Regions from separate parts of the Mus musculus genome. Here all the other regions are linked to region 1. Evidence: chromatin loops called from intact Hi-C (ENCODE). Cell type or tissue: left cerebral cortex. All regions are shown on one strand. Region 1 holds the start of Rap1a (RAS-related protein 1a). Region 2 overlaps Rap1a (RAS-related protein 1a). Region 3 holds the start of Atp5pb (ATP synthase peripheral stalk-membrane subunit b).

Region 1 (8,000 bases):
TAATTTGGTGTTGAACTAATGAAAGTTCTAAAATGGGATGGGGTGGGGGCTCAGGATTTAACTGTTGCTTAGGAGGGTATTTCTGCAAGAACACAAGACACCTGGAAAGGAAAGCAATTGAGCAGGAGACCAAGAAGAGAGTTCGTATAGCAAGAGTCTAGACTAGAGATGATCAATAAACCAATCAAGGGTGAGGGTGACGGAGCTAGAGAGAGCTGGCAGATGGGAGAGCTACACGATAGGAAGTATCTATTCCTGAGCTGAGCAATATAGAAGCCTCTAGCCATATGCAGCTATCTAAATATAAATCTAATTAAATTTAAATCAGATTTAAAATACAGCCCCTCAGTACATGGTCACATTTTAAGTATTTAATAGCCACCTGTGGATTATGCAGATAGAGAACAATGAAGTTCTTGGGGAGTGAAGACCCAAGCCTTGGGAGTAATCCTGGATTTGGGATGGTGAGGCAGGTGGTCTGTCCTAAGTTTGGGGCTAGCCTGAACTACACAATGACTACCAAGCCTGCCAGAGTTGTAAAACAAGACCTTGTCTCAAAACAAAAAACAAAAACAAACAAACAAACAAACAAACACCAAAACAGCCAACAATAAATGAAAATAGGCAGAAGGGTTATGTTCATCCCAGTTAGAATGTTCTATTGGACAGTGCACATTGCTTTGAGGGCGACTGGCATAGAGATAGGGACAAGGGATTAAAGGACACCAAGGCTTGGCAGGTTTGTGACTGAGAAAGGTGATGCCATGTGAAGCAGATGGGAAGACAGGAGGACCTAACAGATACTTCACATCTGTCAAACTCTAGGGACACAAGTGCCTTCAGGAATGATCACGAGCTCATAGTGTAAGGAAGGTCAAGTGTCCAATTTGAGGTCTCCCAAAGCTTTGCACAGGGGCCCCAGTGGTATCTAACTGGCTTATTCCTTCCTACGTTCTCTTTCTTCCCAGACCGTGGTGCTCCAGATGGTTGTGAGTGCCAGGTCTGTTCGTCGGCCCTAGAGGATCCGTAGCATACACACACTGTGACAAAGCTGGAGTCCCAAGGGCTGTGTGCTCTTTATGGAGCTCCGATGTGCCAGTCTGAACCCTCGTATCTTCACAGATGCTGCGTACTTCCTCTCCCCTGATTGCCTCACTTGCATCTGCTGGATCCTTGGAAAGTCCCCTCGCCCTCACTCACTTGATAGCTTCCTCTGAAAATATTCCTTCCCACGGGTGCCGCTGCTTTTTAGTTGGCCTCTTCTCTTTCACAAGTCAAGTTCCGGAGTGTCTCATCCACTCCCTTACATACCTCTCACTCCTCTCGCATTGACTTTCAGCAGCAAAACTCCAAGCAGTGGAGGGCACCTTGCTGAGTGATTTCAGTGTAGATATATGACCACCCCACCCCGTTAAGAGAGGATAAAAGGAAGCACACAGGCCAGATTTGATCTTATCCGTCAGTCCGCAGGCAACACCTACAGCACTGTGTAAACTGGAAAAAATAAACACAAGGAACAGGCAGGGCATGGATGCATGGATGCGTGGTGCGTGGGGCATGGAAAACTGACAAAAGACACCACTCCTAAGGGAGAACAGCTAGGAAAGTGCTCTTTCCTCAAGGCTGAAATTGTCCTACCAGGTACTCAGCCTGGTGGGCAAAATAAAGACTAGACTTTAGCTCTCACTTGTCCCCTTTGCTTTGCAGTGGGCTGTGCCCACCTCAGAATCACACTTACTTGCTCTGTGTCTGTGTCTTTGCTACAGAACAGTCTGTGACTCTCCTGTCCTTGTTCACATTTAAGGCCAACTGCTTCAGCACCGTGCTAGGACTTGTTGCTTCTTGGTTCCCATGGTTTCTCTAGGTGTCTCCTCTTGTCTCTGCACCGGAACTTTATTTTTCACTCTTAACACCACAAGGAAGTAACTCAGCTTTAAAATCCTGTCCCTGGATCCCCACACCATTCCCACTACTGACTGTTGCTAGGCTCAGCCAGCTCCTGGCTGTCTTCCTCGCCTCTCTTTCATTCTCTCAACACACCCCAATCAGACATTTCTCCATGTGATAACACTGGAAGGGTTTTCATTAAGCTTCTCAACAAACTTCAGGCCAAACTTGGTCAGTGGTTAAATTCCCAACTCTTGACTGAGGATGAGGCTCAGTGGCAGTTTGTCTAGCATGAACCAATCAGGGTGGCGGGGATGGGGACTGTGGGGTGGGGGTGAGGCAGAGATTGAGATTCAATTGTCTTCTTAGCTATTTCAGCAGTAGGCAAGGGAACTGACTGATCACTCCCTCTTTTCTAAAACAACTCCCTAACAACTTCCTTCCTTCCAAGGGGTTCCTCTAACCTGACTGTCAACTCTGCTTATCTTTAACCTCTAAGTTTCTCTTGGTCCTCTCTTCCAGTTACTCCCCATCCCTAAGAGAGTTTATGTAGACCGGAGGGTCAAATCATCTACATCCTGATGGATCTCAAATTTATATCTCAGACTCATCACCACTGAACTTTCTCCATCCCCCATAAAACTGAACTCTCAATTTCTTTGGTCCCAGCTTTGTTCTTACCCTATCTTCTCTCTTATTAAATGATATCAGTCAGCAGGCCCCCAACCTAAGATTCATTCCTAATTGTTTCGTTCGACCCTCTGCTTTCTCAAGTCTAAATCTATTAAAATAGGTTTAATAAAGCTAAAATAAACAAAATCTAAAATAAAATAACCACTCTTGGCCAATTGGACGAGAATAGCCACCTTAGACTTCCCCTGTGAACATTCGTGCTTCAGTTGGATATTTTACATACACAGTGAGACTCACTCCAGTTCCCGATGGGCCTGAAACTCATTGTGTAGTCCAGGCTAACCTCAAACTCGTGGCAATTCTGTTCCTGTTTTCAAAATGCTGGGATTCCAGGAGTAAACCACCACGCCCTGCATAAAGTTAACCTTTAAAAACATGAACTAGATATAGTTGTTTCTGGGCCCACCCTCTCCTCGGGGCTTCCTGTTGTCATTACAATGGCCCAAAGGCTCCACCGGGTCTGGTCGTTTGTCCAGATCTTGGCGCCTCAGTACTCTTTGGCCATAGACTCTACTTATCTATCCATCCTTTCGCTTGCATTTTGCTAGTTGTGAAATATGGAAGACACACCCCACCTCGGGGTTTGTGGCTGATTTCCTCTCAACCCAGGAAGGTATTCTTCTCATCCAGCCTCTTTTGGATAGGCTCGTTTCTTCATAGCACGAACAAAAGCATGCAAAGCCCTCCCTGGTGACCTGTGAATTTTGCTACTCTTTTTGTTGTTCGTGTTCCCTCTCCTGGGTCACGAGGATGAGAGCTCTATAAGTGACTTTCCCTATGTATGCCTAGGCATTGGGGACCTACTAGGCACTCAACTAACAGCTGTCCCATGGTTGCATCCCTTCAAAATTCTCTTTCTGATTTTTTTTTCCCTTCCTCATTTCAATGTTGGCCTTAACCACCTTCTCAAAGGCAAGGCCCCAGTTCCTGTTGGCACACTATGCCCCCCACCCTTTGAAGAACGGCTCCCTTAAATAGATTCCGGACACAGCGGGGAAGGCGGAGACCAGGGCGGGGGGGGCGGGGCCTGCGTGCTGCGTGCGTGCGCGTTCCGGAGGCGCCGCCGCCGCCGCTCCCGAGGCCGCTGCTCCTGCCGCCGCCGTGCAGAGCCCGAGCCCGAGCCGCGGCCGAGAGGAGGGAGGAGGAGGAGGTGGAGGAGGCGCCGGGCCGCGGGGTGAGTACGGGGTGCGAGTGAGGGGCGCGGACTGGCCGCACCTCGGTGGCCTATTCTTAACCGTCCGCGAGTCCGGGGCGGCGGCCGGGGGCCCGGCGGGCGGGAGGGGCCGCGGCTGAAGGCCGGAGCCAGCCACGCCCGCGGACCGAGGCGGCCCGGCGGGGCCTGCGGGACCGGCCGCGAGGGGCGGGCCGCGAGATGGGACGCGTGTCCGCGCCCGCTCGGCTGTCGTCCCCGCGGACGGAGAGGTGCGGTGCCCTCCGCGCGGCCTTTGCCCCGGCCGCCGAGCGCTGACACCTCTGTGTCCCACTCCGCCGCCAGCCCGGGTTCCCGCCCTCCCTGCCCTCTGTATTCTGCCGCTTGCCATGTGTTCGCCTTTGCAGCGTCGCTCTCGACTCTCTGATATCTGCTGCTACCCCTGAATTTTGTCAGGAAAGAGGCCACGGTGTGATTCCGGTCTTCCGCCCACCGAGGGCGTGTGAGGAGTGTGGGGTGGTGGGATTGTAGCTTGTCTCCTTACTCAGAAAGTTAAGGGCAGTGTCTTCTGCTGAGTTGTGTAATTGGCTGTTGTAAGGAGAAGAGCAAGGAAGGACAGTTGTGTCCCCCGCGTCCGCCCCCCCTCCTATCTGAGATTTCCTCACAGGATAGAAAACTAGAGTTGAGGGGACCTTTCATGCCTTGGAAAAAGAGCTACCGCTCAGAAACTGTGAGTGTATTGCCGTTGGGAAAGGAAAATCGTTTTGTCGCTGCTTTGAAGGAAGTACTGTGTAAGAAATGGAATAAAAGGGCAGGAGGTTAATGGGCCAAGCGGGACAGGTACCAACCGCTGTTGTCTGCTTCTTGGGTGGCTGAAGATACTGTTTTTATTAGAGTCAAAGTGTCGACTCTCAGAATTAACCAGGGGAGTTAGCCTTCAGAAGCGGGCGGTTAGAAGAGATGATGCTGGAAACAGGATTTGGAAACTTTCTTTGAGTTTCCTGTCAGAGTGTGTGGGGGTAGATATGCCTGTGAGTACTTTTTTCTTTTGATGTAATTGATTTCTGTAACACTTTGGTAGAGTAAGTACTAGATTAGGTCCCAGACTCTTTCCTGTCTTTATGCTCTTCTGTAACACTTTGTTTCAAAATTAAATTTACATTTTCGGATATTCTTTCTTAGTGTGACTCTTGTTTAGTTTAGTTCCTTGCTACTTCAGGTTCTGTTATGATTGTGTTCGTTAGCAAGGATTATACCTGTCCCAGCATTTGTCGAATGAGTTGAGTGGTCTGTTTACACATCTCTTATCTTTTTGAGAGAAATCTTTATGTTAAATGTTGCATTCCGCTTCCATTATAAAAAATGTCATTCTTAACCATTTCTAGAACATGGTGATGCATATGAACTCTTCCTTTGCCCAGGAAAAACAAAACAGACATTTATCCCCAGAATGTTGTATTCAGCTTCTGGTCTCCTCTAAAGCCACCCATAGACACCGATCTTAAAAGTGAACAGAGATCTCGATGTTATTCAGTTTCATATTAAAACTTTGCAAAAGTGCACACTTTTTGTGGCCTCAGGTGTGATCGTGCTTTCACCCTAAATTCTGAGGATTTTGGAACAAGGTTTAAAATTGATTTCAGTTTTATGAGGAAAAGTTCTCAGGAACCTCTCTCCCCTCCCCCCAATCTCCTGTGGCTCAGTGGTGTCACTGAGGAAGACCTTGAACCACCAACTCTCTTGCCTCGACCTCCAGAGTGCTTGGATCAGTATAGACTTCCCTGGTTTATGTGGTGTTGGGATGAAACCCAGCTTCATGCAGGGAACTTTTAGCAGTCATTTTGTTTGTAGTGTTGAGGAGCTAATCCAGAGCCTCAAGCAGGGTTGGCAAGCACTTTGCCCCTGAGCTATATCCCCGGCTCTAACCAGTAGCCATTTTTAACCAATACTCCCTAGTATATTTTGACCCCTCTAAACTCATAATCATGACTAATCAGACTTTTGTATAATCTATGTTTTAGTAATATGAGCATTTGAAAATCAAATAATTTCTTTTTTTTCCTCTTCCAAGCTTGTTCATATGTGTGGTCTTCATGTAGTCAGTTGTGAAAATATGCAACATTCAGGAAGTACTTAATTGAATGTCTGCTGTGTGGATAAGGAGTTCTTGCTGTCATCCCTTCAGCAGGAGGGACAAGACCCTAGCCAAGTAAATGTAGTGTCAGGTGTTAGAGCTGTGTGGAAGGGTGAGGACTGGTGAGGGGCTAGAGAATACTGTCAGGGAAGACCTGAAGGAAGTGAGGAGGGCTGTGTGCTTCCTCAGATGCAAAAAGATGACAGGAAGAGCGAGCGGCCTGCTAGGGCAAAGACCCTCCAGTATATGTGACCCTTTGAGAACAGCTAGGAGGGCAGTGTGGTGTAAGAACAGTAAGCAGGGAGAGAAGAGGGCTTGAGATTAGAGAAGTAAGGGGGGCTCTTACACTCAGTACTGGGACGTTTGCATTTTACACTGACTGACATGGGGGAGCCCTTAGAGTAGAAGAGAGACCTTATCTGACCTAAGTTTATGAACATCCTTCTGACTATTGTGTGGAAGTCAACTCAGGTTGGGGAAGGAAGGAAAGAGTAGGATCTAGGATTTTTTTTTTTCCTTTCCTTTTTTAATGTTCTGGGGATTGAACCCAAGTCCTTGAACTTGCTAGGCAAATGCCTAGTAACCAAGTTACATCCTGCCCTATGTCTTCCTTTTTAACCTTTCAACCATGCTAAGATTGTCCATCTTCTTTCTGTCGGGCATGTAGGTATCCTCTCCTCCCCATAGAATAACAATGATGGTTCACAGTAGTCTAGGCAACATTTTTTTTTTCCTTTTGGAATATTTCTTTGTGATTTATTTCTAAAAGGATCAGTATGTGAATAGACATATAGTTAGTTGGCCATCTAGTTTTAACAGCCGTGTTTTCTGAGCACAAGTTTCATGGCAATTTAGTTTTCATTGGGTGTTATCACCACAGACGATTGTTTTTAGACAGGTTGAATTTAGCTCATTTTTGCTTTTCACAGAGTGCTAATTAGTGGGAATATAGGGGTGAATTAGAGGGCCTTTGCTCTCAGGGAACTTTTACATTCTTCTGTGCTTTATAATCTAATAGTGAAGTAGCTGAGTCTTGACAGTGTTTTCTGTTACTGTGAACTTTGTGGGTACTCGATGGTCTTATTTAAAATACACTTCTAGTTGTTCATTCTGGCAGTTACTTCTTCTATAAGGAGTTTTTATTGTCCTCTGTAATTTGCTTAGGTTTTTATGATGTTTTTAGAATCTTATATGTTTGACAATAAATTTCATCAAATAGTCCTTAGTTAAGAGCAGTTGAATTTTAAAGTGTTGTAGTGCCCGTTATTTTGAAAATAGACTCCTGTTGTGTTATGTAAGGTCAGCTTCGAATCTTTGACATTTTGTTTAGTTTTAAGAGGAGAATGATACCAGTTTATTTTTATAGAAAATTACACCACCAAGGCTTTGTTTCAGCATTTCTGGTTCTGGAATCTAGATGGCTTGATTTGATCTGAGCCAGCCAAAACTGTGCCATCTGTAAAGGGAGGGAGAACAGCTGAGTTCCCAGAAAGCACCTAGCACTGTGTAGCATGTACCAGAGGTTCCAGGGAGTGGCCGCAGAGCTCAGTGTACAAGGGTCTTGGCACCAGACAGCTCTCATTTCAGATGGTCAATAGCAATAACTTGTACAAAGCATTTATCTTATTATTCTAGTACATTTAAAATTGTGAACATAAACTTACTTTCCCTAAATGTTCTTTTTCAAATAAAGTTAATCACTTGTGAAAAGTTACAGCATAGTTCAAGTATTTTATGTTCATTTCAGTGTTGTAGTGAAAAGTACTGCATTACTTAATGTAGTTTTTAATGTAGTAAATACTAGCATTAAATAGAAATATTTAACCTTTTATATGTTAATGAGAGGAGGTCAAAGCATCCTTTGTGTATGTCTGTGCGTGTACATATCACAAGTAGTAATTTTTATGTGCCTTTTAGAATTTCATATACTTAATTTACATTTTGAGTCTTTTGTAGTAGCAGTTATGGTTACACAGTGAGGGGTTTTGGCCTTCCTTCCCTGGGCACACGGTTTTGAGATGACTGGTTAATTTGTTTCAAAGTTAAATGATCCTAATGAGTATTAAACATATAAGGTTAGCTTTATTCATTATTATGTTCTGATCAGCCAAGCAGTTCAGCAAAGAACTGTGCCGT
Region 2 (8,000 bases), 58 kb after region 1:
GATTATGTGCAGATAAAGCACTCATATACGTAAAATAAATAAGTCTTTTAAAAAAAAGAATCAGGCTGGGCGTGGTGGCACACACCTTTAATCCCAGCATTGGGGGGTGGGGGGGTGGGAGGGGAGTGGGCAGAGGCAGGCGGATTTCTGAGTTCGAGGCCAGCCTGGTCTAGAAAGTGAGTTCCAGGACAGCCAGGGCTATCCAAAGAAACCCTGTCTTTTAAAAAAAAAAAAAAAAAAAAAGAATCAGAAAGATGATGTATTGTAAGTTCAGCTGGCAAATGGGAAGTATTTCTGGGGTACAAGTGAAACTTAAATGTGATTATAATCTAAAATTGAAAATTCTTTGGAACCTTTGTTTCTTTCCTTTTGGACAGGAAATTATATATATTTTAATGAGCTATGTAATCTTGCTGTCTGTATCCCTGTATTTTAAGATGTAATGTAATCATGGTTAAGCAGTGTAGTAGCAGTATTGACAAGTTTTTAATATGACCATCGCTTTTTGTAATAAATGTGTTCTTAGTTTATGTGTGCTTTCTTACTGGATATAATACTGATGATTTACATTTGTTTTTATCCAGAATTTCAACACAATTCCATTTACTCTTTACAATTTTTAATGTAAAATAACACTTAAGAACATTTGATTTTTCTTTCAAGTCTTTAACTCTGGTTTGTTTGTTTTCTCCTCTCAGACAGTTCAGTTTGTTCAGGGGATTTTTGTTGAAAAATATGACCCAACGATAGAAGATTCCTACAGAAAGGTAAAACGCAAAGCTGTGTGTGCACGTGGGAGTAATCTTTACAACTTTCAAACTTGGTCATGGGATTGCTTTTTTAAATAGTTTTGAGAATTAATAGAAATTTGCCTGTGCTACCTGGATAAAACACGCCTCACTGGACACTGCTTAAGAGAGCACTCCATGTGCTGCTGCTGCTGTCCATTCTCTGCTGCATGCATTTTCCCAGTGGGAAGTTCAAGTAAAAAAATATTACAAATGAATAATAGGCATATTTTTAACTACTGCTTGTTAACAAAACCTACTATTATGTTTGAAGTTATTCATTAACTTTTTTTTACTTAGTTTGTAGAAAATGTAAGGATATTTACCTTTAGATTATCAGCAGGATTCAAAATCAGTGCGATGGTGCGTGGCAGCACCTGTCACGTTTCTCAGGATCTGTGGAACATACATTTTTTTAATTTAGTTTTAGTTTGGCATAAGATTAAAGATGTACTTATTTGTGTGTGTGTGTTTAATGTGATTTTTTTCTTAAATTTTTGTATTATTTAAATGCATTTTATACATCAAACATATTGATAACATTGAACATTTTGAGAATCAATAATTCATAAAAATTTATTCAACTTTTATATGTATATCCTTTCATACCCTAAAAATATCATTAATGAATGTTTAATACTATCCCCAACTGAGGGTCCTATAGCTAATATTGAGTACTAAATTGTTTCAAAACATACAAAATATTCCTTGGGAATTAAACATAGTAAATAGTGTAAAATATTAAAAATGAATAATTTTTAAAAAAGATTTATTTATTATATGTAAGAACACTGTAGCCGTCTTCAGACACACCAGAAGAGGGCATCAGATCTCATTATAGATGGTTGTGAGCCACCATGTGGTTGCTGGGATTTGAACTCAGGACCTCCGGAAGAGCAGACAGTGCTCTTAACCATCTCTCCAGCCCTTAAAAGTGAGTCATTAAGAAATGTACTCAAAAACCCTTATATGATACCCCCTGACATAGTGAGAGAGAATTTGAAACACTTTCTATATCTGTGTACATTGTCTAACAATCAGTTTACTTAAAAAAGATTATCAATGTTTCTAGGAGAGAAAGTATTTTATCAGTAAGTATATTTTTAAAATTTCAAAGTAGCAAAAACTCTTTGAAGTTAAACATTAAGCAAATGTTAATTTCAAGCACAGTGAGAAAAATTATCAATATTTCCATGATGTTTGTAGAACATGATTTTGATATTTCCAACTATTAATATTGAGCAAACAGAATAGCTATTTTAAGGTATATTTTGTTGTTATGTCTCCCTTTTCATTTCTGATTTTATTAATTTAGATACTGTCTCTGTGCCCTCTGGTTAGTTTGGCTAAGGATTTATCTATCTTGTTGATTTTCTCAAAGAACCAGCTCCTGGTTTTGTTGATTCTTTGTATAGTTCTTTTTGTTTCTATTTTGTTGATTTCAGCCCTGAGTTTGATTATTTTCTGCCATCTTCTCTTCTTTGGGTGTATTTGCTTCCTTTTGTTCTAGAGCTTTCAGGTGTGCTATCAAGCTGCCAGTGTAAGCTCTCTTCACTTTCTTTTTGGAGGCACTTAGAGCTTTGAGTTTTCCTCTTAACACTGCTTTCATTGTGTTGCATAAGTTTTGGTACGATGTGTCTTCATTTTCATTAAATTCTAAAAAGTCTTTAATTTTTTTTATTTCTTCCTTGACCAAGTTATCATTGAGTAGAGTGTTGTTCAGCTTCCATGTGTATGTGTACTTTCCGTTGTTTTTGTTGTTATTTAACATCAGCCTTAGTCTGGGGTGATCTGATTGAATGTATGGGATTATTTCAATCTTGTATCTGTTGACACCTGTTTCGTGACCAATTATATGGTCAATTTTGGAGAAGATACCATGAGGTGCTGAGGGAGGAGAAGGTATATTCTTTTGCTTTAGGATGAAATGTTCTATAAATAATAGATCCATTTGTTTCATAACTTCTGTTAATTTCACTGTGTCTCTGTTTAGTTTCTGTTTCCATGATCTGTCCATTACTGAGAGTTGGGTGTTGAAGTCTCCCACTATTATTGTGTGGGGTGCAATGTGTGCTGTGAGCTTTAGTAAAGTTTCTTTTATGATGCCCTTGCATTTGGAGCATAGTGGAACATACAATATTAAAATCAAATGCAATACAAACTTTGTGTGTCATTGTAGCTTCATTGATTATGACAAATTTCCACTCTGCTGCAGGGTATTGTGATAAGAGAGAGAAGGAAGCTGTATATAATATAAGCATAGACAATGTTGGAAATCTCTATTTTTTCCCTGATTTTGCAGTGATCCCAAAATTCTCTTATAGAAGTGAAGTTGGATCAGTCATGGTGGTACATACATTTGATCACAGATCCTAGGAAACAGAGACAGGGAAAGCTCTACAAGGTCAGGGGCAACCTAGTGGACAAAGACACTATATTCATTCGTGGGGGGAGGAGAAAGGAAGCAAGGAAGAATGAATGAATGAATTTAAGGAAAGACTAAAATTTATTTTTAAAAGAAGCAAAATTGTTGGTCTTGACAAAAATATGTTCTAAGACTAGGTAGAACTATGAAAAGCTTTTATGATTTATTTTCTTAAGTGTCCAGGGTTAGGATAGTATAATAAAATGCAATAAAAGAGCCAGAGTTACCCCCTTCTTCCAAAGATTAAACCTACATCTCACCAGAGAGGTGTAGCTAGTCTTTGCTACTTTGTGGGTTCTTCTTTCTCCCTCCCACCCTTTATTTTATGCCCTCAGTTTTACCCCTTAACACTGGATAGGAGAAAAACAAGGAGAGGGGAGAAAAAAAGAAGGAGGGAGGGAGAGAGAGGGAGAGGGAGGGAGAGAGAGGGAGAGAGAGGGAGAGAGAGGGAGAGAGAGGGAGAGAGAGAGGGAGAGAGAGGGAGAGAGAGAGGGAGAGAGAGGGAGAGAGAGATCCCTAATTTTAATTTCTTTCCTTTTGTTTCTTCTTTGACCACAGTTCCTAACAAACTGCAACCAGCCTCCCTAAATGACCAATAACCACCAATACCACAGTTCCCAGAATTCCAAAAGTCACACAATTGAAGAAACTAACTGCAGTTGGCAAAACCATGCCTCTGCTAGAGCATGAGGCAAATTATGATCAGCTGCTATGGACAGTCCAAAGCAGCCTCATATCCCTGCACCTGGGATTAAAACTGAACACCCATTCTTATAATATTTCTGTTTTTTAAAGAAACCATAATTCTGTAAGTGTGACTACAGAGAGGAAAGGATTGCTTTGTTGGGTATCTGTTCTGAGAAATGGTTCTTTGATAGCACTGTAATTTTTGTTGAATTAAGCTTTTTAGGATGTACTGGCAAAACAATCTCATTCTCTTCCAAATTAACACAATTGAGCTCTAAATACCTATGAAACTATGGGCTGTTAACTGTTTGCCCCCTCTGTGTGGGTGAGAGCTGTCCCCCACCCCCAAGGCGCTCCCTCTCAGCACTGGCAGGGAGGCCAGGGTCAAAGAGCCTGGAGGGTGATGTATTTATTTTTAGGAGACAGGGTTGCTCTACTGAGATTTCTTCCAAATAAATTGCTAGTTAAGTCTCTAACTATAAAGCAAGAGCTGTCCCTAAGCATGCTGAAGGACTAATTTTTTCAATCCCTTCTATAAAAATTTTCCATAGAGTTGATAATTGATACTTTCTTTAGGCCAGTCTTCTTTTAGAGACTGGGAAAATAGAGTTAGTATATTTATATTTCACTTTCTACACAGGTTTTTTTTCCTAAAGAGCCCCTTAAACTCTTAAGAAATGTCTATATTCTTAAGGAATAAATAGCTCATTGCTATTTAACATTTCTGAGTTTTTGTTGCAAATTTTGGGAGTATTTTAGCAAAATTTTAACAACTTGTATATAGTAAATAGCAAACGTTTCTATTCCTTAAAATCGTTTTGCATACAATTTGACCCATTTAAGGTGGTTGATTGAAGCCTTACCTTTTGTTGGAAATAGTGTCTTTCAATGTCATCCCATAGGGCCATAAAGAACTCTTCCTGCCTCAGCCTCCCCAGTACTGAGAACCACAGCTTGGGTTCTTTAATTCTGTTTTCCATGAAGATTGTGTGTGTGTGTGTGTGTGTGTGTGTGTGAGAGAGAGAGAGAGAGAGAGAGAGAGAGAGAGAACTTCATCAAAAATATGATCTTCATGTTTTTCTGTTAGACTTTTTTTCTGTTAGAACTGTATGTACCATTTTTCTTAAATTTCTTAAAACAAACCTGGTTTTTTTTTTTGCCCTCCAATAAGAACAAATGAGCATCATTACAGCAGAGAACATCCACACTCAACTCTAACCATCTTGGCCTTTGGAATACTGCTAGTGTGCTTGAAGACCCCTGTTCTTATTATGGTACCAAGTAGAAAACACTCAGTAGTCGTTATAAGTGCTTTGAAAGGGTAAAGGCAAAACACGTTGATGTTGGTTTTTTTTTGCTCTCTCACAGCAAGTCGAGGTAGATTGCCAACAGTGCATGCTGGAGATCCTGGACACTGCAGGAACCGTAAGGATTCCTTTCTTTTCCTTTAACAGGTTTTAGTCTGTGAGGACAGTTTCTTATCTAAATAATTCTCTGTGTACAGTGATACTCTGATTTTTTAAATTCTCTAAATGTAATCCTTTATATATTTTCTTTAAGAAATTGTTTTGTGATATGCTTGATGCCCACATATTATAATTAAATTGTGTACTCTATTCACCTGAAGATTCTAAAGGGTTTTTTTTTGGGGGGGGGGGGTGACAGTCTTATATTGAAGTAAGATGATATGCTATGAGTACTTTTTAAAAAAGGTATTTAAGTTCAGAATTTTAGTTTAGATAGCTCTCCCCTGCTAGTCCCACTCTCCTCAGCCCTCTAGTTAACTAATGGCTCTAGCTTCTCAAGCACTGTGCTTCCTGGGCCCTGTGTATTTGTTGATCTCTGCCTGGGACACGTTATAAGAGTACATGATAACCCTGTCTTCCCTCTTGCTCCCTCTTGCTCTCCTGTTACCTATAGGTGCCTTCACCTTTAAAATAAAAACTTTTATTCCACACCTCAGCTGACAGCCCCAAAAAACAGAAAAAAAAATTATTTTTTTTCTGTATTTTTGCTTATCTCTGTGTATATTCCTTGAGAGGCTTTTGTGTTGACCAGCATATCCATCCTGCTGAAACAGTTGTTGATAAGTCTTGCAGAATGTCTGAGGAAGGAGGTTGGGATTCTTAGTAAGAGCCATAACTGACTGTAGCAGTACAGTATTTACACTGTAGATTTAATAAGTAGCAGAGACCTAATCTCAACAGAACATGGAAGTATACTAGTGCTAGAGTTTCTAATAAAGTCTGTAATTGAAAAATCCAGAAAAACAATGTACAAAGACTAAACTTGAAGGATGGGATGTGGATGAATGTTAGCTCAGTTGACAGCTTGAGTGCAGCGGCCAGGCTGGAATATCTAGAACTATTTTGGATATAGTAAACAGAATGGAGGTGGTGACAGTGGGAAATGGCAAGTCAAAGAAACACAGTTTATAAAGCTTCATGGGTCTGTATGTTTAATAATAAAGAGGTCACAAAATAATGCATTTTAATATTCTGCTATATATGCCTTCTTAATACTATATACAAAGTTCAAGAACTTTTTAGACATTCTGTATTGCTATCTATGGGTATAACATATAATAATGATTCTCCAAAGAAGAGAAAGTGACTTCAAGCAAACAGAAAACATTTAATCTGGTATGACTGTGACCAAGTTAATGGTTAGTGACTCTTAAAAAAATAGTCACTGTATCTAGTGCAACTGTGACTGATGTTGACGGTCAGTGACTCTGAAGAGAACAGTCACTGTCCTGTTCTCAGGTCCTTTCTAAGAATTTGAAATTCAGGGAGTAGGAAAAGAATAGGAAAAAGCTCTTTTCAGAAGAGTCTGTTCTAGGGTTGGTAATGTACCTATCTGGTCATTTCCATCTTGAATTGTTTCTACTTGAGTGGTGATCATATGTAAATCTTCCAAACAAAATAAACTCAGGTTTGTAAATAAAAGGAATTGTATCAGCAAACATAGACATTTACCTCAGTTTCTTGAAACTAGCCTGAAGTCTTATGTCAATATGTAATTTAAATGTAGGTCCTTATTTAAGATTTTTCTGTTTAAAATTATTACAGCATTCATTCAAAATGCACTTATATTTATAATTTTTTTAATTATAGGAGCAATTTACAGCAATGAGGGATTTGTATATGAAGAATGGCCAAGGGTTTGCACTAGTTTATTCAATTACAGCTCAGTCTACGTTTAATGATTTACAAGACTTGAGAGAACAGATTTTACGGGTTAAAGACACAGAAGATGTAAGTATTTTTCTCTATATAGAACATATTGCTATTTCTCTACAGCCAAATAAGAATGTCTGCTTTCTCATCAGCAGAAGGTTTAAAAGGTATGTAGCATACGTCAAAAAGAGCCCCTGAAAATAAATTTCAGCTTTCAAAATTAACCTGTTAGTTATATGTTGAGATGTTTAGAAAATGAACACTTGTATGGCAAAGTGACACTCGTTTTGCCATGTGAATAAAAAGAATGAGGACTCAGATACTTCATGGAAGAGGGAAGGTGTGAGACTCAAGCTTTGAACATGAGACATTTTCAAAGAGCCATAAGATGAGTGTTGCTGTTTCTAAAATTCTTTCCATACATGTTCTTTGGATTGCTTTGCTGTTTTAACACAGTATCTTGCTATATAAAGTAGGCTAGCCTTAGGTACTTAATTTTTCTGTCTCCACCTTCTAAATACTGGGATTATAGTCATATGCTACCTTTGTTGGTAGCATATGCTTTTTGCTTACCTTTGTAAAAAAAAAATATATTGTATATGTTTACATCACCTGGAACTTATGGGGAAATTCCTTTTGCATTATATAAATTAAGATAGAAATTTTCAGTTACACATTCCTGGTTTTGTGTGTGTGTGTGTGTGTGTGTGTGTGTGTGTTTTCTAATGGGAGCATGTACAACTTCTCAGGACCTTAATCTTGGTAACATTGTTGGTAGGAGGAATAGGTGCCATATGACTCCATGACTGCCTTAATGAATAGTTGTCTTCCTTGCTTTATCCAGAGAGTTCTGTTTCATAACACACAGATCAGTGAGTTCTGAAAATGTTAATCCCCTTTACTCCGTCAGTAAAAGAAGAA
Region 3 (8,000 bases), 160 kb before region 1:
AGCCAGAGGCATTGCAGGCTGGAAGGGAGAAAAGGAAGACTCAGAACAAAGGTCACAACCTAGAAGAAGCTGTCTTCCAAAGGAAGTCACTAAGTTCTGGGAACACTTTCAGTGGGTTTCTTAAATACTGCTGAGCAGTCACGTATGTCCTCATCCCTGAGCCTCACAACCTACATCTATCCACCCATCTCCTGTACACAACTAAAAGCACAGGCATAAAAATAATAACCCTAGATCTTTTGTCCAGCTGTCTGCAGAGTAAACTAGCCACAGAAGCAAACCCTTACTCTGGGTACCCCTTGCACTATGGTCAGCAAAATCTCAGTGAGATAGAAAATGATGTGGTTTTGTCACAGGGGTGGGCATCTGAGAGCTCCTCTGTGACTATGGGCATCTGCCGTGGGCTCCCATTACCACTCACCCATCTGTGATGCCGGCTTGGGACAGCGGGTATCCCAGAGCAAAATTCTACTGTCCTAGGAACAGGAATAGAGAAAGGCTTTTATAATCCAAAACAACATCTCCAGACCAGGGACTTGGGCGTATTAATGGTCAGCTGCGGCTGGAAGAAGCCACCGGATCTCACCTCACTACATGAAAGAAACACAGAGTCTTTGTGGGGAGAGGCAGCAACACAGGTAACCTGTCCAGCGTGAGCTGTAAAGGAGAAACATGGCAGAGAAAAGGGAATGTGAGAAACATGTCAGCTTCATCAGATAATTTAATAAATATTTGACAGGCTATAAACTGCAACAATCACAGTAAAAGTTAATAGTTATAAAACCAGAAAAAGCTAGCAGAAATGAAGAAGTGGTAAAGACAATCTGATTATAGGCTTAAGAAGAAGAGGAAGGGAGTTTGCAGTATAGACGTGAGACGTGAGGCTTGCTGACTCTAGAACAATGTCCATATTCACAGAACACATACCTCTAAGCACGACACACCTGAGAGTTCTGGTGTTTTCTGATGTGCTTTCCCATCACACGCCTCCCACCCTATAGGCTGAGCTCATTCATACCTCCCTTCCAGCCCAGGTCTTCCATGCCAGTGTTGGAAGCCTGAAAACCTAAGGCGCTCAAACTAAGAGCCAAAGAGCAAAGGGACAGCTGCAAGAACTCAGTGAATAGAATGTAGCTGTCTCAGGCATCCCACACATACCAGTGTGGCTCCGTGGTTGCCTCTTTGTTTCTAACAGTGAAAACTGAAAAACAAAACAATTGTTTCTCTAAGGACATAACCAACTGGCTTGTATGTATTAACAAACCAAGTTGGACTTTTTTCTAAAACAAAGTGAAATCTAATGCTGCTAACAGTAAAAGTAAATTGGTTTTTGTCATTGTTTGTAAACAGTTTCTATAAATAGGTTACAGACTTTAAAAAAGACATATGCTTAGAAAAAATAATATGCCAATAAATGATATGCTAAAAAAGTTAACTTCTTGGCAACTACCTACCTTTTAATAAAATATTCATTAAATGTATGTGTGGCTGGGCAGAAATTCACCTGCCTCTACCTCCCAAGTGCTGGAATTAAAGGCATGCACCACCACTGCCGGGCCATTTAAATCTTTTTGTTAACAACTTTAAAATGGGCAAGCTTTAAATTCTTTTGGGCAGTCTATATCCAATGAATGAATGAATGTCACCAATTAGCTAGAGACTGAAGGAATCACTGATGTCATTTAGTCAGCCCTTGCAGAGTAGCCAGAATGGTTCTGCCTTTAGGACTAAGTCAACCTCGATCCTCCTCTCACTCTAGTACCCATCTTCATGAACTCAAAATTCATAAAGAATTGCTACCAAACTAAATTCAACTCCTAAGCAAAGCCGAAAGGACAATAAAGTGATGAAAGCCCCAGACAGACATTTTATAGAAGTGAACATTCAAGAGTGAGATTCAAAAGTCTTGGGCAGGAGATGGCTCAATCAGTGAAGTACTTTCCACACCAGCATGAAGACCTGAATTCAACCACAGAACTATTATTATTTAAAAAAAAGAAAGAAAGAAAACCAAGCACGGTAGCTCGTGCTTGTAATCCCAGCACTGCAGAGACAGAGACAAGTGAATCCTTGTGGCTCCCTGGCTCCATGTCCTAGTCAGAGAATCAGTCTCAAAAAACAAAGTAGACATCTTCAAAGCTGACCTCTGGCCTCCACACACATGCACATCCTCCCCCCCCAACACACACACAAGTCTCGGTCTGAGAAGAGCAAGGCTCTACTGTCTAGATTAAGCTGCTGCACAGCTTACTGTCATAAGGCTTGAATGCTGACAAGAAAGTAGGATCTTGATCTGCAGGCTACAAGAAAGCAATGAAGAACCAAGAGTCACAGACTGCAGGTGAAGATGTGAGTGTGACTCTATTGCTAAAGCCCGACGGGCCATGGAAGGTAAGATATGGACAGGAAGGACTAATCAAATGAGACCCAACAGAACCTGACGAACCTGAGGGTAAGAGGATGGATGGAGGCTATCAGCCCACTTCAGTTTAATGGGGATGGCTCCCACAGGATCGTCTATTTAAAATGTCTGGCTCCCATTGGTGGACTACTTAGGAAGAATTTTGAGGTGTGGCCAAGTGTACTGGAGATGGACTACGAGGTTTCAAAAGCCCACACCAAGCCAGTCTTGCTATCTTTCTGCCACATGCTTGTGAATTAGAATGTAAGCTCTTAGCTACTGCTCCAGCACCAGGCTCTGCCTACTGGCCCACGCTCCTTGCTGTGACAGTCAAAAAACCCTCTGAAACTCTAAGCAAGCCCTCAAATAAATGTTTTTTCCTTGATCATGGTGTTGTTTCACAGCAAGAGAACAGAACTAAGACACCCACTTAGTCAAAAGGCTGTGAGACTATCAACCGAAACGGGAGCACAAAGAAATGGACAGGAAGCAGATAATGGAACCTGACTGTAGTTTTGGGGTAAGGAAAGACCAATCAAAAGAACCCAGACTGGCTACTACTGTTACCCAAACACTGTTCAAATATCCCAAAGGGGAAAGAAAAGATAACTATAGGCAGGACTCAACACTTACCTCGGTATGAATTCAGTGATACCTGCTGAGCCAGGTCCCAAATTTTGATGCTACAATGCAAAAAAAAAATAGGAATATTAACTTGCAGTATCAACATTAAAATATACCCATACAACATGTCCCACTTCTGTTTCCTAGACTCCTGCTGTTTTATTTACAATGCACTACCAAGTCTCTTAGGAAACAGACATGCCATTACTCACTAGACTAAAAACAGCCCAAAGCATTTTACATAATGAAATTAACAGGATAGATGGGATATCCACAGGAAGTCTAGATATAGAAATAATGAAAACAGGGACTCACCAGCAGTCTTTGCTACCACTGACAGCTTGTGTGCCAGAGCTCAGGACAGTGACAGTAGACACAATGTCATCATGCTCATACTTGCAGAACTTGCTGACTATAAGTGTCTCGTTCTCATCTAGCTCCCACAATTCAACAGCACCTGTTGGGGACAGAGCGGGGTGAGGTGCAGACAAGGGAAGCATGAGCCTGGGTTGTACCAAGGCAGGAACTCCTGCCTAGGACTCAAGCAAGAATTGCTACTGAGCCAACTGTAAAAGCAAAGTCCACGTCACTAACGGCTTAGCTGACTTCCAGGCCGTTTGGTTTTGTTACCCTACTGCTTTCCTAACAGGCCAGATGCCTATGAGGAAAACTCCTGGAGATAGGGAAATAAGATGTAAAATCAATTCTAGTGCTTCCAGAAAGCAGGTCCTAAGCAATCGGTTCCCAGAGAGCCTTATTTAGATAACAGTTCAGTGACGATGTCTCTTCCCAGGTATGCAGACACTAGTAAATATTTGCTTACATAAAATGTCTTGAAATACTTCTAAGATTTATATTATATATATGATCACACTGTCACTGACAAACCAGAAGAGGCCATCTGATCCAATTACAAATGGTTGTAAACCACCATGTGGTTGCTGGGATGTGAACTCATGAGCTCTGGAAGAGCAGCCACTCACTGTCTTGAAATATTCTAATTTCAACTGTCAGTCTCATTCACTAACATTCTACTTTTCAATTGCCATGTTCTACCTAACACTTAAGAATGTTTGTATGTGAGAGAGATGTTCTGATTTTAAGCGCACAGGTGTTTTGCTTTCATCTATGTCTATTCATCAAGTGCATGCAGTGCCCATGGAGGCCAAAAGATGGCACTGGCTTCCCTAAGACTGTAGTTACAAGGTTGTTAGTGGAATGTGGGTGCTGGGTGTCCAACTTGGGTCCTCTGAAAAAGTAGTTAACACTTATCACCACTGGATCATCTCTCCAGACCCAAAATAAATCTATTTTAATCTTTGAGACAGGGTTTTCCCTACTTCCCTACGTACCTATGGCTGGCCTGGAACTGGATATGGAGAACAGGCCGGCCTCCAACTCACAGAGCTCTGCCTGCGGCTGCTGGGATTACAGGCAGCACCTATACCCAGCTTCCACCAACTTATATAAATTCTGACTTTCTTTAATCTGCTTAATTCTGAGAACTCCATACACGCATACAATGTAGTCTGACTATATTCATCCCTAGCTTGTCCAACATTTACCCTCCATCACCTACCAACTTCATTTCTTTGTCTTTTTTAATGCCAAAGCCTACATTTCTCAGCCTGACACTCAAAGAAAGGTGGGATTAAGGACTGTCCAGTGACAGAGCAGTTGCCTAGCAAGGTGAGTCAATTCACAGCACATAGCAAACACAACAGCAAAAGAAAACAGGAGGCTAGGCACGGTGGCACACGTCTTTAATTACAGCACAGAGGAAGACTTCTGTGAGTTCAAGGCCAGCCTGGTCTACTTAGTTTCTGGGACAGCCAAGCCAATAAGGTAAACAACCCTGCTTCTAAATAATAAAACACCTTTTCCCATCCTACCCTGTACCCAACTCTTCAATTCCAGGGGAGGGGGATCACTCACCTGAATCAGAAGCCACTAGGATACCTTTGTCCCCCACCCAAGTGAGGTCAGCTACTCCAGCCTCGGTCTGGACGCCAGCAGAGCAGAAACCTTCGTTGGGGGCCGCACTAGGATCCTTGAAAAACCACAGAGAACCTACCCAGCAGCGACCACTCAGGCTGGAGACCCCGAGCAGAAGGGAACCATCTACGGTGGGGAGAGCAAAGTTATAAGGTGTCAGATGGAAGGCCTTGTTTCTATGGTAACCTCACAGAACCCCGTGGCGGGACCAGTCTGAATCTGAGATCGGATTTGTGGAGCTGAGCTGGGGCAGGGCCAGGACGCCAGGTATGGCCGAGGAGGGCCACACGGCGCTGGGAGGACTCGAGAGGGTCAGCACCGGGAGAGGGCACCCGAGACTGGGGGTAAAGGGGCTTCCAGGCCCCGGGATCTCGGCTCACCAGACCGGTACCGTGCAGCCTCCAATTGACGTTCCATGCATGCGGGCGCATTGGGGGGCAGGTTCCACTCGCGGGCCGCCGGGGGCACGAGCGGAGGAGGGGTGTCCTTCCGCATCTCCACGATTCCAAATCTAACCTAGACCCAGACTCGACGAGAGACCCTGACTCGGCGCCGGAGGGACCGCACACGTGGTGTACCTCTGCGCAACCGCCCCTCTCCGAGGGAATTCGCTCTACTTCTCGCGAGAATTGTGTCTACCCTTCCAGCCTGCTTTTCCGTCTCCTGTCCCCGCAGCGGGATTTTGTTTGTTTCCCTCCCTCAGCCCCACCCATTTTTTCTCCTCTTCTCGCGATAGTGGGGAGGGGGCGGGGAAAAAGCCGAGAACTTCCGAGAAAAAGCGAGCTGATCTCTTCTCGCGAGATGTGCGAGCGGCCATCTTGCTCCTGCCCCTGACAGGCTCGGGTCGGGGTCACAGGGACACGGAGCCCGCTGTCCCGCTCTTCGCAGACAATGCTGTCCCGGGTGGTGCTTTCTGCTGCCGCCACAGCGGGTGAGAGACGTAGAGCCTAGGTTAGCGTAGCAGGGTGACTAGGAAGAAGCCAGGCCGGGGAGGCGGGAAGCGGGTAGAGGACGGACTGCGGCGTTTGGGCCCGAGCTCACCCACGGGAGCGATCTGGAGAGCTCCCGGGCCGCCCAGCATCTCAGGGCGCGGCAGAGACGGATGCCAGGGCCGACACCCGGGAAGGTAGAAACGCGATTTCTCCTTGACTTTGCTAACCTCCGTCTTGTGTATTTCCAGCCCCGTGTCTGAAGAACGCGGCCGCCCTAGGTCCAGGGTGAGTGTCACCACGTCTTATTCTCTTTCCATTTCCTAGCGTCAAGCCAAAAATTGCTGTTTTCCTTCACGTTAGCCAGCTTGCATACTCATTCGGACGTTTGTTCTTCTAATTGCCTTGAACATGATCCTGTTCCTTCCTCTGACAAACACCAAAGAGAGGCTCACCCCTCGTTGTGACCTTCAGCGACACACAACCAAGTTACTGGCTTACTTACCCCCAAGGACAGATCTGGTTAAATACAGCAAAATAAAACCTATTGTTTTGGGTGTCTTCCAGATTTCCATCTTTTATTAACCATATCAGGAGGCCGAAAACACATATGGCTTCGTAAATGCTTGTGTTGATGATCACATAATGTGACAGTGGATAACTTTGTGGAGATCACAGTAACAACCCTAGTCCTAGAGACAGCTACACAGTAGCTCCATCCTCTAATCCGTCAGTAAGACTCAACTCGTGAGGATGCTTTGAGTCTGACTACTTTCACTACCATTGTTACAGCATGAAGCCGCTGCCCACAGTTCTGAAATGGACAATTTCACTAGGCTTTCAGTCTTAACATCTGTTTTTATCCCAATACAGTCCATTCTCAATGTAGCAGAGAGATCTTGGCAGTTCCCCCCACTTAAAACCCTTCAGAGCTCATATCCCTATTGCAATAAAATCTAAACATAGCAAAACCAAGAAAACCTGAATTAACCTCATCTGTGTCTTGGGTCTTTTTTTATGTACTGTTAATGCCAGCCCTGCTTTCTCCAAAGAATGTCAAACTCTTTTTTTTTTTTTTAATAATTTTATTTTTGTGTGCGTGTGTGCTTGCAGAGGCAGAGAAAAAGGTATTAGATCTGCAGCTGGAGTTAGAGGTTGCTGTGGGCAGCCCAGCATAGGTTCTGGGAACCAAATCTGGTCCTGTGAAGAGCAGTAAGCACTCTTGACCGTCTTTCAGCTTTAAGCTCTTTGGTTGTCATTCACCTTGTGGCTTGAGAGATGTGAGTATAGGTGAGGCATTAAGGAAAGATGAATGTAGAAAATTTGCAGGGGCTGGGTTAGCCCGTGCTGTTACTTGTTTTCTGTGGACAGAGGAGAGCCTGCTGAAGAGTTTTCAAGTCAGATCACGATTTAGAAGCATTGGCAGTAATATGAAAGAGCTATATTTAAGGAATATTTGACAAGAAGAGCCATCAGGTTTGGAGTTGTTAAAATAGTTTTAAGAAAATGAAAATAAAGGCTTCAACTGAGATGGTAGTTAAAAGTTCTAAAAATTCTCTCATGGTATGATCTAAACCAGTAGGATTCAGCCTTTAGCTGATTTTCCAGGTGACATTTGACAGTGTCTGAAAATGTTTTTGGTTGCTACCATTCAGCAGCTACAGGGATACTTCTAAACATGCACAGAAGAGCCATCTATCTGCAGCAAAGAACTATGCAGGCCAAATGTTAATCAGGTTGGAGCTGAGAAACCCTAATTTATATGAAAGGATCTCTACCATGGTTCTTCAGTTTCGAAGCTTGGTGGGGTCACTGATGTTTTAGAGGCATAAGGTGATACTCAGAAGGAGGACATAGGACTGAGAGAGTAGCTCAGTGATAGGAAATCCTGTAAAACTCTTAAAGTGCATGGAGTATAGAGATGTAGAGAGTAAAGGACATGTGAGATAGGAAGTGGGGAAGAATCACCCTCAGAACCTTAAGGAGACCTACCTTTGACTACAAATGTGAATGAAAAGCAAAGACTTTATCAGAAGCCTAATCAGACATCA

What was found. Hi-C counts contacts between places; a loop is a spot of excess contacts. Peaks named below come from ENCODE experiments on the same cell type or tissue, not always from the same donor. Only the 100,000 strongest peaks of a DNase experiment are listed, where the experiment ranks them.
Region 2: a loop joins it to region 1, with 2.3 times the contacts of the local background. A loop is called at or near these places in 3 of 42 quality-filtered maps.
Region 3: a loop joins it to region 1, with 3 times the contacts of the local background. A loop is called at or near these places in 2 of 42 quality-filtered maps.

Annotation. Positions count from the first base shown.
Region 1 is chr3:105,796,993-105,804,992 of GRCm38, reverse strand. It overlaps Rap1a (RAS-related protein 1a), which reads left to right and starts at 3,612. Exons shown (of 8, transcript NM_145541.5): 1 at 3,612-3,754. In left cerebral cortex, no CTCF peak of the experiment used is centred here; DNase peaks (open chromatin) are centred at 3,610, 4,220 and 7,339; H3K4me3 peaks cover 2,289 bases; H3K27ac peaks cover 1,839 bases.
Region 2 is chr3:105,738,671-105,746,670 of GRCm38, reverse strand. Rap1a (RAS-related protein 1a) reads left to right here. Exons shown (of 8, transcript NM_145541.5): 3 at 699-767; 4 at 5,269-5,325; 5 at 7,017-7,157. Among named protein-coding and RNA genes, the nearest start is that of Inka2, 38 kb to the right of the region's middle. In left cerebral cortex, no CTCF peak of the experiment used is centred here; no DNase peak of the experiment used is centred here.
Region 3 is chr3:105,957,099-105,965,098 of GRCm38, reverse strand. It overlaps Atp5pb (ATP synthase peripheral stalk-membrane subunit b), which reads left to right and starts at 5,836. Exons shown (of 7, transcript NM_009725.5): 1 at 5,836-5,951; 2 at 6,201-6,237. The coding sequence starts at 5,912. Wdr77 (WD repeat domain 77) reads right to left here and starts at 5,601. Exons shown (of 10, transcript NM_027432.3): 1 at 5,401-5,601; 2 at 4,961-5,146; 3 at 3,341-3,482; 4 at 3,035-3,084; 5 at 587-657; 6 at 422-476; 7 at 1-18. The coding sequence starts at 5,515. In left cerebral cortex, CTCF peaks have their summits at 4,205 (motif pointing right) and 7,645; DNase peaks (open chromatin) are centred at 5,217 and 5,737; H3K4me3 peaks cover 3,295 bases; H3K27ac peaks cover 1,325 bases.